2 separate regions of the Homo sapiens genome follow, and region 2 is linked to region 1. Evidence: chromatin contacts called from ENCODE Hi-C or POLR2A ChIA-PET data. All regions are on one chromosome and are shown on one strand. Each heading gives the region's core, a stretch centred on a gene start or an enhancer-like site at or near the end of the contact. The rest is flanking DNA. Distances are from core to core; before and after follow the strand shown.

Region 1 (5,605 bases), core at 2,224-4,723:
AGTCAGAAAACTTAGCTTGAGTCCCAGCTCCTATAACTTACTCCTCTGAGCCTCACTTTCCTTATCTGTACAATGGACAAAATGAGACTTATCTCAAAAGGTGATGGTAAGGATTAAATCCCTTACTCTAGGAACTCATGAAATTTTACCTTCCTTCCTGTCTCCAACCCTCCCACTTCTGCATATTGTAAACCACAGAAGAGAAGAGGTCGGGCAAACACAGTTCTCTCTGTGGGTATCCACCACAGCACTGCATGTAATTAAATACTTGATAAGTGCTTTTTGATTAAGTTCAGCAGCATCATAGCAGGCAAAAAGCACCTTGCTCAATCGCTCTGATTAGATGTTTTTCCTTGGCAGAGGCTCAGATGGCACCAATGCTAAATTCAGAGTGTTGTTTTGGCAAATCATATAACGATGCTTCAATTCATTTTTCCCCAAGATAATCCTCTCTCTTTTAGTTTTTTGTTTTTCTAATTTTGGGAGGATAATTCTCACACCTGTCTTACAGCTCTGCTTCTGTGCCTCTGGACAGTCAGATGTCTTGAATTTGAGGGCCTTTGGTCAATAACATAGTTATGGAACATAGAAACAGGGAAGTGTTGAAGCTGGGGTTAGTCAGAGAGCCTGAAGAAGTAGTGTGTCACTCATTACTGTCACCTGCCACCTCACAGGACAGGAAGAGAGGGGCAGCTATGAAGGTGAGGCTTTCAGAAGGAACCAAGATGGTAGCTGTGATCTTCTCGCCCTTCTCCCTTCCCTAATTTCCACAGGAAACAGTTTACACCAGGTATTTGTAGATTCTGTAGGATTTTCTGAGAACTTGGGCCTTTCCTGGTGGCTTAACTTTTTTTATTTATTAATTTTTTTTATTTCTGAGAGAGAGACAGAGAGTGTCTCACTCTGTTGCCCAGACTTCAGTGATCTTGGCTCACTGCAATCTTGACTTCTTGGGCTCAAGTCATCTTTCTACCTCAGTCTCCTGAGTAGCTGGGACTACAGGCATGCACCACCATGCATGGCTGATTTTTAAATTTTTTATAGGGAGTCTCACTGTGTTGCCCAGTGTGGTCTTGAACTCCTGGGTTCAAGCGATCTTCCCACCTCAGCCTCCCGAGTAGTTGGGAATACAGGCGTGTGCTACCATGTCTGGCTAATGCTTATCTTTTGTTACCTGAGCAGGCCCTGGACGACCTATACCCTTTTCCCCAAGTAGATTATCAAAATGTTTATTTCAAGCAAGCTCAGAGATGTCCCTAGGAGAAAGTATTCTGTGGCATGAAACTTTCTCCATCTCTTTGCCCCTTCCTTCTCCTCTGCTCCACACCACATCCCCTGCACCACTCTAGCAGCTGCTTCCTAGAGTAAGCAATGAGGTTTGGGCAGGATGCAATGCCCGTCCCTATGCTTTTGGGGGCTGCAAACTATCTAGAAGCCTTAGGAGCTGACTTACCTCATGCTAGCTGAACAGCTTGATTGTGAGGTCCCCCAAACCATGTTTGCATTCAGAGGTGCAGTTCTCAGACTTCCCACTGGGTAGCGCTGTTTCTCTTTTTTTGCTTTAGCTATTTGTCAGAGGGAGACAGCAGACTGTCACCTTTTCTCATCAAATAGGACAAATATTTAGTGTTTCTGGCTAAACACTTGGAGATAGATGTTCATGTTTCCTTTTAGTGACATATTGGAAAAGGCTTTATAGCGGATACGAAAGAAGCGAAGTGAGGTATTATTTGAATAGCACTTAGTATGTTTCAGGTATTGTGCTAGGAGGTTGATATATCTAAACATCCAAAGACTGAATTTAAAATATGAGACCTCGACTAATATACCTCAACTATCATCATCATCGTCGTCGTCCTCCTCCTCCTTCTCCTCCCTAATGCCAGATCTTTGAGTGCAACATGAAGCTTTTGCTGTATACCTGTATACAGTCCTCTTTAGGCAGGGAATAGGAGAATGAAGCCACATTGCATAACCAAAATTCTTTAACTGTGAATTTGAAAAGAGACATTCTAGGTGCCTTTATTTTCTCTTTCTCAAGAAGGAGAGCAGGGAAAGGATATTAATATTTATTAAATACCTACATGCCCACCATATATCAGATATTATGCTGCTGCTTTATAAAGGTTATCTCATTAAGCAATGGCTCACGCCTGTAATCCCAACACTTTGGGAGGCCAAGGCAGGTGGATCACTTGAGGTCAGGAGTTCGAGATCAGCCCGGCCAAATGGCGAAATCCCGTCTCTGCCAAAAAATACAAAAATTAGCCGGGCATGGTGGTGGGCGCCTGTAATCCCAGCTACTCGGTAGGCTGACGCAGGAGAATTGCCTGAACCTGGGAGGTGGAGGTTGCAGTGAGCTGAGATTGTGCCATTGCACTCCAGCCTGGGCAACAGAGTGAGACTTTGTTTCAAAAACAACAACAACAACAAGAAAGCAGGTGTTTCTGGTGGGAAATAGTTTTTCTGTTTTCTGAAATTATTTTAAAATTACAAGATTGGGAAACTCAAATAAGATTGCTGTGTTGTCAAAAAAATTGATGTTATATGTTCACGCTTTTTAAAACCATTTCCTTTAATATTGCCTTTATAGAAATGTTAGATCACTGGAAATTTTAAACTAAATGGGAGGCAACAATAAAACTGTTTCATTGCAGAGTTTGAGTCAGTTCATCTAATTTTTCAGCAGATATCATATTCAGTGAGTCTGCAGATTTTAGGGAGTTTCGTTTTTTGCTCCAAGGAAAGAGATTAAATGACCTTTACATGCTTACATAACAGCATAATAGAGATAGGAGAATAATTTCTCTTTTTTTTTTTGAAATGAAAGTTATTGCTTTATTTGTTTTTGTAGTACTATAACATTTTAAGCTTCGCCAATATGGAAAATAAATAATTTTCTGAGCTACCTTTCACTGCTACATCTGAGAATTCTGTGCTCAATTCCTACCTACACTGTGAAGGAATCATTTCATTTGGTTCTCTGCTTTAGGTTTTCTTCAGCCTATCAACAGAAGGTTAAGGAGGGAGTGAAACTTGTTTCCTCAAGAGAGTCTGTCTGATTATCGGAATATTTCCTTCTCCTCCACTATTTTCATGCTAAATTTGGGCACCTGACAAACTTGAGGGTATCTAACGCCTGGTTACAGATATCCCTAGCAATTCAGATGACCTTTTCAAGTACCTACTCCTATTAACTCAATAACAGTGATGAAATCAACCAGAAACAAAGTCCCTTAGAATATAGGTATTGTAAATATTCTAATTTTGCTTCAGCTATTTATGAAACAACTTTTAAGATTTCCTGCCATCTGTTTCTAAAAGGGGAAGGAAAGGGAAATGATTTGCAAGCATTTGAAACATGGTGTCTATATTTAGATTTTGGTTTAATCTCACATTTCTGCAGTATCTTTAGTTGGGGAAGGAAGGCTTAGTTAGTTAGTGTTGCTCCAATTCGTTAGGACATTTCCTCATGGTATTGGAGGAACATGGGATGATTCAGTTTCATGAATCAAGGATTTTTGAGTTCCTCTTGTTTGCGAGGCATCATGCTAGACATCTTCTAGTGTATTGGTATGTTCATTTGCTAGGGTTGCCATTAGAAACTACCAAAGACTGGGTGGCTTACACAACAGAAATGGATTTTTCTACAGTTCTAAAAGTTGGAAGTTTGAGATCAAGGGGATGGCAGAGTTGATTTCTTCTTATTCTTTTCTTGGTTTACAGATGGCGTCTTCTGTCTTCACATGATCTGTGTTTGCAAATGTCTGGGCACAAACACTCTCTTCTTATAAGGATGCCAGTTATATTGGGTTAGGACACACCCTAAAGACCTCATTTTAGCTTTTTTTTTTTTTTTTTTTTGAAACAGAGTCTCACTCTTACTTCATCACACAGGCTGGAGTGCAGTGGCACGATCTTGGCTCACTGCAGCCTTCACTTCCCAGGTTCAAGTGATTTCCATACCTCAGCCACCCAAGTAACTGGGATTACAGGTGCGCACCACCACACTCGGTTAACTTTGTTTAGTATTTTTAGTAGAGATGGGGTTTCACCATGTTGTCCAGTCTGGTCTGAAACTTCTGACCTCAAGGGATCCACCCACCCCGGCCTCCCAAAGTGCTGGTATTGCAGGCGTGAGACACCACACCCAGACTATTTCAGTTTATTCTTTATGAAGTAGATGCTATTACTATTCTTATTTTACAGATAAGAAACTGAGGCTCAGAGAAGTTACATAGGTCTCACATATAAGTGTGTGACAGAACAGTCAGTTAGTCTAACTTCAACAAATACATGTTTGATTTCCATGCCAGGGTGAGTGAGATTGTGTATAACTAGGAAGGCAACAAGACAAAAGGAGTGAAGGAGGAAGGTTTGAAAGGAAGGTTGAGGAGAGATAAGAAATGAATTTTGAGAGGTAAGTGTGTAGTCAGGAAGGGCCTTGTCAAGTTGTAACCTGAGATTTTATCCTATAAGTGATGGGTAGTCACTGAAGTGAATTTATTTATTTATTTATTTTTAATTTCTATTTTTTTTCAGTTGGAGTCTGGCTCTCTGTCACCCAGGCTGGAGTGCAATGATGTGATCTCAGCTCACTGCAACCTCCACCCCCTAGGTTCAAGTGCTTCTCCTGCCTCAGCCTCCCAAGTAACTGGGATTACAGGCATGCACCACCATGTCCAGCTAATTTTTGTATTTTTAGTAGAGACGGGGTTTTGCCATGTTGGCCAGACTGGTCTCGAACTCCTGACCTCAAGTAATCCTTCTGCCTCAGCCTCCCAAAGTGCTGTAATTACAGGCATGAGCCACCACACCTGGCCTGAAGTGAATAAATTTAATATAGAAAGATCTCTCTGGATTTACTCTGATGAGTAGACTTTGCATGTGTGTGCATGGGGTAGTAGGCTATGGGTGGGGTGTGGCAGGAAATACAACAGTGTGTTCAGGGAAATCAGATAGAAGTCTATGGCCAAAGTGCAAATGCGAGACAGTGGTGGCTGACCTACTGGGATGAGTACCATTGGTTGGATGGGGGAGGGATGGGTAAAAGGGAGGTAAAAGGATATTCAGGTATCTGACTGGAGCCATTGATGGTGTCAGTCATGAAGAAAGAGATCAAAAGAAGACGAATAGTTTTGAGAAGGGTGGAAATGACTTCAGTTTTGGACCTGTTGAATTTGGTTACTGGTGAGAAAATCAAGAAGAGATGAATAGTAAGCCATTGGATATATGCTTCTGGAGCTCAGGAAGAGTGATCTGGGCTAGAGATTTAGGTTAGGCAGGCATCAGCCTATAGATGTCAACTAAAACCATTAGAAACGATCAGATGGGCCAGGCACGGTGGCTCATGCCTGTAATCCCAGCACTTTGGGAGACCAAGGTGGGTGGATCACCTGAGGTCAGGAGTTCGAGACCAGCCTGGCCAACATGGTGAAACACCATCCTACTACATATACAAAAAAATTATCTGGCCATGATGGCGGGCACCTGTAATCCCAGCTACTTGGGAGGCTGAGGCAGGAGGATTGCTTGAACCCAAGAGGTGGAGGTTGCAGTGAGCCAAGATTGCACCATTGCACTCCAGCCTGGGTAACAAGAGTGA
Region 2 (5,605 bases), core at 1,431-3,930, 150 kb after region 1:
TAAAACATAAATTTTAAATGTTGGCTGTTTAAGAAAAAAATTCTGGTAGATATTATGCATAACCATTGCCCAAAAATGTATACAGCTGTTTTCCAACATATTGATATACATAGTGGTTCACTTAAGACCAGCCCTGTTAGAACCTTCTGAATATAATGTGCTCTTAATTTATAAATGGGCTACCCTCAGTGTATAAAATATATAGGCATATATGTTATACATACAAAGTAAAAAATATAAAAAGGAAAGATGGAAGAAAAAAGAAAGTATCCTTTCCTATAAGATCTAGACAGAAAGTCATTATAATTAATGGGACCATGGAAAATATTGGAAGGATTTCAGTTTTGGCAAATACTTTTCAGAAAAATATCCAAGCTATGAGAACACTAAATGTCTATTTTAATAATTTAGTAGATATTTCTATTCAAACATTCAGTAAAGGTGTTTCCGTCTTCTACTATGTAGAAAAGAAGACTTTTGGGGTATCTGTTAAAAGCGAAGAGCTGCTCATTTTTAACAGGTTAGTAATAACCTTTTAATCAAGTATATGTCATGCAAAGACTCAAGTCCTGTTCCAGTAGTGTTTGAGTATGTTTGATGGAAGATTCCAATGGTGAGGATCTGAATTCTTCGTACATCTTAGAGGGAATGGAGCAGGATGTTATGGCAATGGAGGGGGTCAGCCCCAAAGGTAGCTGGCCCAACCTTAACTGTGGATGTTAAAAACACACACACACACACACACACACACACACACACACACCAAATATTTCTATAGCATTCTTTTTGCTGCATTTTCTTTATTTTAAGCCACAGGTCTACTTGGAGGGTCACGCAGCAAGTGGCTTATAAATAAAATCAAAGTCTATGAATAGTGTCATCGCATTAAGAGACAATTGCTGGGTTGTTCTTTCATTATGTAAAAAGCTCGCATCTTGGGAATCCATGAGTTGGTAGGTTTTATGGAATACCTGAGATGTACCTTGCTCCGATTAACATTGCCATGCTACTCACTATAAAAAAGCCCAAGGGCAGACTACAGAAGACACTAGGGTCACCACCTTCTGGAGATTGAGTTGTAACCCAACCCATTGACTTCATCACAGCTTTCTTCCATGTAGAATAACGAATTTCACTTTCCTCAGCATTAATCTGAGGTTCAAACCGCTCCATCGTGACGGCGGACAAATCCTCAGGTTCAAGACTCCATACGTCGACTCCTTCTGCAGCCCCTGCCGCCATGGCAGCACCCAGTGCAGTGGTTTCGGGCATCAAGGGCTTCACTACTGGAATATACAGAATGTCTGCTTGTAGCTGCATAAGAATTTTGTTGCTGGTCATTCCTCCATCAACCTGCAAATGACTGAGTGGAATTCCACAGTCTCGATTCATGGCATCCAAAATCTCTCGAGTTTGGAAACAAACAGCTTCTAATGCAGCAAAAGCAATATGGCATTTATTCGTGAATTGAGTGAGTCCACAGATTATCCCTCTTGCGCTGGGCTCCCAATAAGGTGCATATAACCCCGAAAATGCTGGGACGAAGTAGCAGCCATAAGAAGTACCTACTTCTTTAGCAAGTTTTTCAATTTCTTCTGAGGTCTTTATAATTCCAAGATTGTCTCTTAGCCAGCGAATAACAGCACCAGCTATAGCTACAGAACCTTCCAAAGCGTAATATACCGGTTTGTCTCTGCCAAGTTTGTAAGCCACTGTGGTGAGAAGGCCATGATCAGAAAATACACACTTATGGCCTGTATTACATAGTAAGAAACATCCTGTTCCATACGTATTTTTGGCTTGTCCAATCTGGAAGCACATTTGTCCCACCAGTGCAGCAGACTGGTCCCCTAAACACCCAGATATTGGCACACCTTCCAAGGCCCCCGCTTTCATTAGGCCATAGATCTCAGAAGAACTCCGAACATGTGGAAGAATTTCCATTGGAATTCCAAAAAATTCACAGAGTTGTTTATCCCATTCCAAAGAATGAATGTTGAAAAGCATAGTCCTACTTGCATTTGTTACATCTGTACAGTGGACACCTCCATTGACGCCTCCTGTCAAACTCCAAATAAGCCATGAATCAATAGTCCCAAAAAGAGCTCGTTTTTCTTCAACGGCCTTTTGAACTTTTCTCACATTGTCGAGGAGCCAGCGAAGTTTCACTGCACTGAAGTAAGTGCTAAGTGGAAGGCCTGTCTTGGACTTGACAAAGTTATTATTTCCTGGAATTCTTTTACTAAGACTCTCAACGGTAGACTGTGTTCTTAGATCAAGCCACACCACAGCATTGTAGAGAGGCTCTCCAGTTATCTTGTCCCAGACTACGGTGGTTTCCCTCTGGTTGCTGACACCAATAGCTTTTATGTTGGAAATACCAATATTGAGCTGTCCAAGTTTCTCACATGTTTTCTCTATACACTCATAGACAGAATGTAGAATTTCCTTAGGGTCCTGTTCCACCCATCCTTCTCTTGGGAACTCTTGTTTTATTTCCACTTGATGATGACTAAGTAGTTCAGCTGTTCTTGAATTGAAAACCAAAAAGCGCGTGGAACTGGTGCCTTGGTCCACTGCCCCCACCAATGGCCCCAAAACTGCCTTCTTTGAGGCTGCCATGAAACCAGCTTCAGGTCCGCCCGCGTTTGCGGCCGGTTTCCTGGGTGACGGCGGCGGGAGGGGGAGGGGAGGGTGACGAGTCCAAAGAGCGAGGCCGCGCGAGTCCGCTGAACTAGCCTCACTTCTTTACTGGCTGGCTAGCAGGCTACTGCGTTCTCTCTGCAGCTCATTTTCTGTCTTGGCCTCCAGGCATACATCTGTCTTTAACACTGAGATTATCTTTCCCTGCGTATTTTGTTTCTCCTGCCATAAACGCCTTCAGAATCTATACTGTTGGCTCACGTGAGACTCCTTCATAGCTCCCTGTGACTATCATCTTCCCCCCACAAACCCATTCATCACCTTAGACTGCAGTTCCAGGGTCTGTTGGACCTTTCTGGTATTTAGAACTCTGGGGTCCCTACCTTGGTTCGGACTAGATGTGTGCCTTCTCATTCTCTTGTATTTCTTCATAAATCTGTGCTCTTTGGCCCTTGTTCTTCCAGCCAACTCTTGGCCGTTCAGCCTAGACCCAGTAGTCAGTCATTTCAAAGCTATCCTCTTTATGTGCCTGGCATTGCCCACACTGTTGTGGGTGATAGATAATAGGCTCAGTACAATTTAACCCTTGCTTATAATCTAACTTTATAGTCCAGTAACAATAAACTCACACCCTAATTAAGTATATTTGGAATATGCATTATTCTCTGTAAGACCAGTTTTTATAACAGTTTCTTCTACAGAAAATTTCTTCAATCATTTGCCCACCTTTCTGTAATTTAGGCTAGGAATCACTGCTTGGAATAAACATCGGTTAGAATAAGCTCATGATTTGAATGCCACCCTCTTGAAAGAAATTGTGTTGAGTGAGTGGTTTTAATAATCGTATTGCTAGCCTTAGCCATGGGATATGCATGCCAAAGAATAGATGCTGATTATTCAAGGGTCTATTGCAGTGTTAATTTACTGATACAGAAGATTCTTCCTTTGGAGAACTGTGAAAGCACTTGATACACAGCACTTTTTAGCTGAAGTCATGCCAACTCAAATGATGCTTCTTAAAAGAGTTAATTATTTGTATATTCATGCATTCATTATGGTCCTCTTTATTCCTTAGTAAACTACATGCAGTCTCTGCTATGCCTTGTTGACAGGAATTTTTTCTAGCTTACATGAGTTAACTGTTTTCAGGTTTCATTAAAACTGCCTTATGTTAATAGAACTTCTGGAGACATACATGGTTTTTTTCTCCTAAAGATTAATAGTGTTGAAAGTCAAAGAATCACAGAGTATTAATGTTATAGGAAATCTTAGCAGTTATCTAGTCTAACACTTTCATTTTATTAATTAGGAAAATGAAGACCAGAGATATTTCTGTTTTCCCAAAAACACTTTGTCTGTTAGGGATGAGCTGCTTGTGGATCTCAGAGACTATTGTTATTCATACTTTTGCCCTCACTATTCAAATGGGACTTTGCATTGAGTATAGAGGAATTGTGGAGACCCATCATGGCATTTTAATTTTGTTCAAAAAGGTGCTTGGTGTTTAGAAATCAAATACAAAGGGTACTTTGTACCTTATTACAGGATACAAAACAGAACAAATAACACTTGAGACTTATATTGTTGATTTTATTACACTTATTTGGGATGAGGGTCCTAACCTGATGCTCTCTCTCTCTCTCTTTTTTTTTTTTTCATTTTTTATTGAGATGGAGTCTCGCTCTGTCACCCAGGCTGGAGTGCAGTGGTGCGATCTCGGCTCACTGTGAGCACTGCCTCCCGGGTTCACGCCATTCTCCTGCCTCAGCCTCCCTAGTAGCTGGGACTACAGGTGCCTGCCACCTCGCCTGGCTAATTTTTTGTATTTTTAGTAGAGATAGGGGTTCACTGTGTTAGCCAGGATGGTCTCGATCTCCTGACCTCGTGATCCACCCGCCTCAGCCTCCCAAAGTGCTAGGATTACAGGCGTGAGCCACCGTGCCCAGCCCTGATGCTCTCTCTTGACCTGGTATGGCAAATTCTAGGGACTGTCTTTCATTTCATGATTAGCTTATTTTATTTCCTAGAGGGAAACAGAAAAGTTCAATTGCTTTAGAGAGTAATGAGCATATATGTTCATTATAGAAGGAATGGAATGTATATTCCACATACATATATGGAAGGATTCATATGTATATTATATATTATGTGTGTGTAGTTTATGTGTTTAACGTATATAGCATATTGATGGCATAGTCTTTACTACTTGGAATTGTGCCCTATTGCAGTTATGGTATTTGTTTAGAGATAAGCAACTGATGATTAAATGTCAGTATAACTATGTTGGGCTTTATTCAGTGGCCAGTGGTGAACTACTGAAGGTAAATTACTAATGTCACAAGCTATGATCCATAAACAAAATGACCTGTCAGTATGTGGGTGATAGGTTTGGAAGCAATAATTGAGGTTGGTAATAGCGTTAGAACTAGGGCAATGAACACAGAGGGGAGGTGAATGAAGCAAGATCATAGATATGGGAACTAACTCTGAGTATAAGTAGAGGAAACAGATTAAACTCTGAGATGACCTGCCTTTGAGCATTACATTTTAGGTAAATTCTTTGTAGGTACATTTTAGTGTGTGCATATTTACAGCAAGTGTGCAGTAACTGTTGATTTTTACTGTACCTTACTGAGATACAGTAGGATGAAAAAGAATTCATTCACTGAAACGGAAGAATTTTTCACTTTGGCTGTGTTGTGTTAGGCTTATATTAACCAAACTGATGCAAAGATGTTAGGCTTTTAGTTGATGGTATATTCAGTGGGAACCAATTATGTATTCGTGTCCAGAAAGGTGTAAGGTGATTATCCTGTTCTGTTCTGTCCAGATCAGACCATAGCTGTGAAATTGAGTTTATTTTTCGGTTCAGTGTTTTGAGAAAGACTGATGCACTAGAGCCCTGAATTTATAGTCAGGGTGATGATGAAGACCCCAAATCATGTTGTGCAAGCAGTGGTTG

The links. A loop is a pair of places that touch in the nucleus more often than their neighbours do. ChIA-PET counts read pairs that join two places held with the same protein, here RNA polymerase II (POLR2A). Pooled maps may share reads with other maps.
Region 2: a loop to region 1 is called in a map of PC-3, with 3 times the contacts of the local background. The contact joins the promoter of GK3 here to the enhancer-like site in region 1. A Hi-C loop is called at or near these places in 3 of 168 maps with a recorded cell type or tissue (MCF 10A, PC-3 and mammary epithelial cell), 2 of 37 single-sample maps with no recorded cell type and 9 of 50 pooled maps. POLR2A ChIA-PET finds 5 or more read pairs at or near these places in 4 of 52 experiments (GM12878, HepG2, MCF 10A and 1 more).

Annotation. Positions count from the first base shown.
Region 1 is chr4:165,129,903-165,135,507 of GRCh38, forward strand. No RefSeq gene overlaps it. Among named protein-coding and RNA genes, the nearest start is that of TMEM192, 20 kb to the left of the region's middle. Within about 2 kb of position 3,474, at least 2 of the 41 ENCODE cell types and tissues checked have a DNase peak (open chromatin) inside an H3K27ac peak, as active enhancers do.
Region 2 is chr4:165,277,024-165,282,628 of GRCh38, forward strand. It overlaps GK3 (glycerol kinase 3), which reads right to left and starts at 2,681. Exons shown (of 1, transcript NM_001395953.1): 1 at 784-2,681. The coding sequence starts at 2,622. The coding sequence ends at 961. All of the region lies in intron 5 of KLHL2 (kelch like family member 2), which reads left to right. RefSeq lists an enhancer at 3,064-3,565.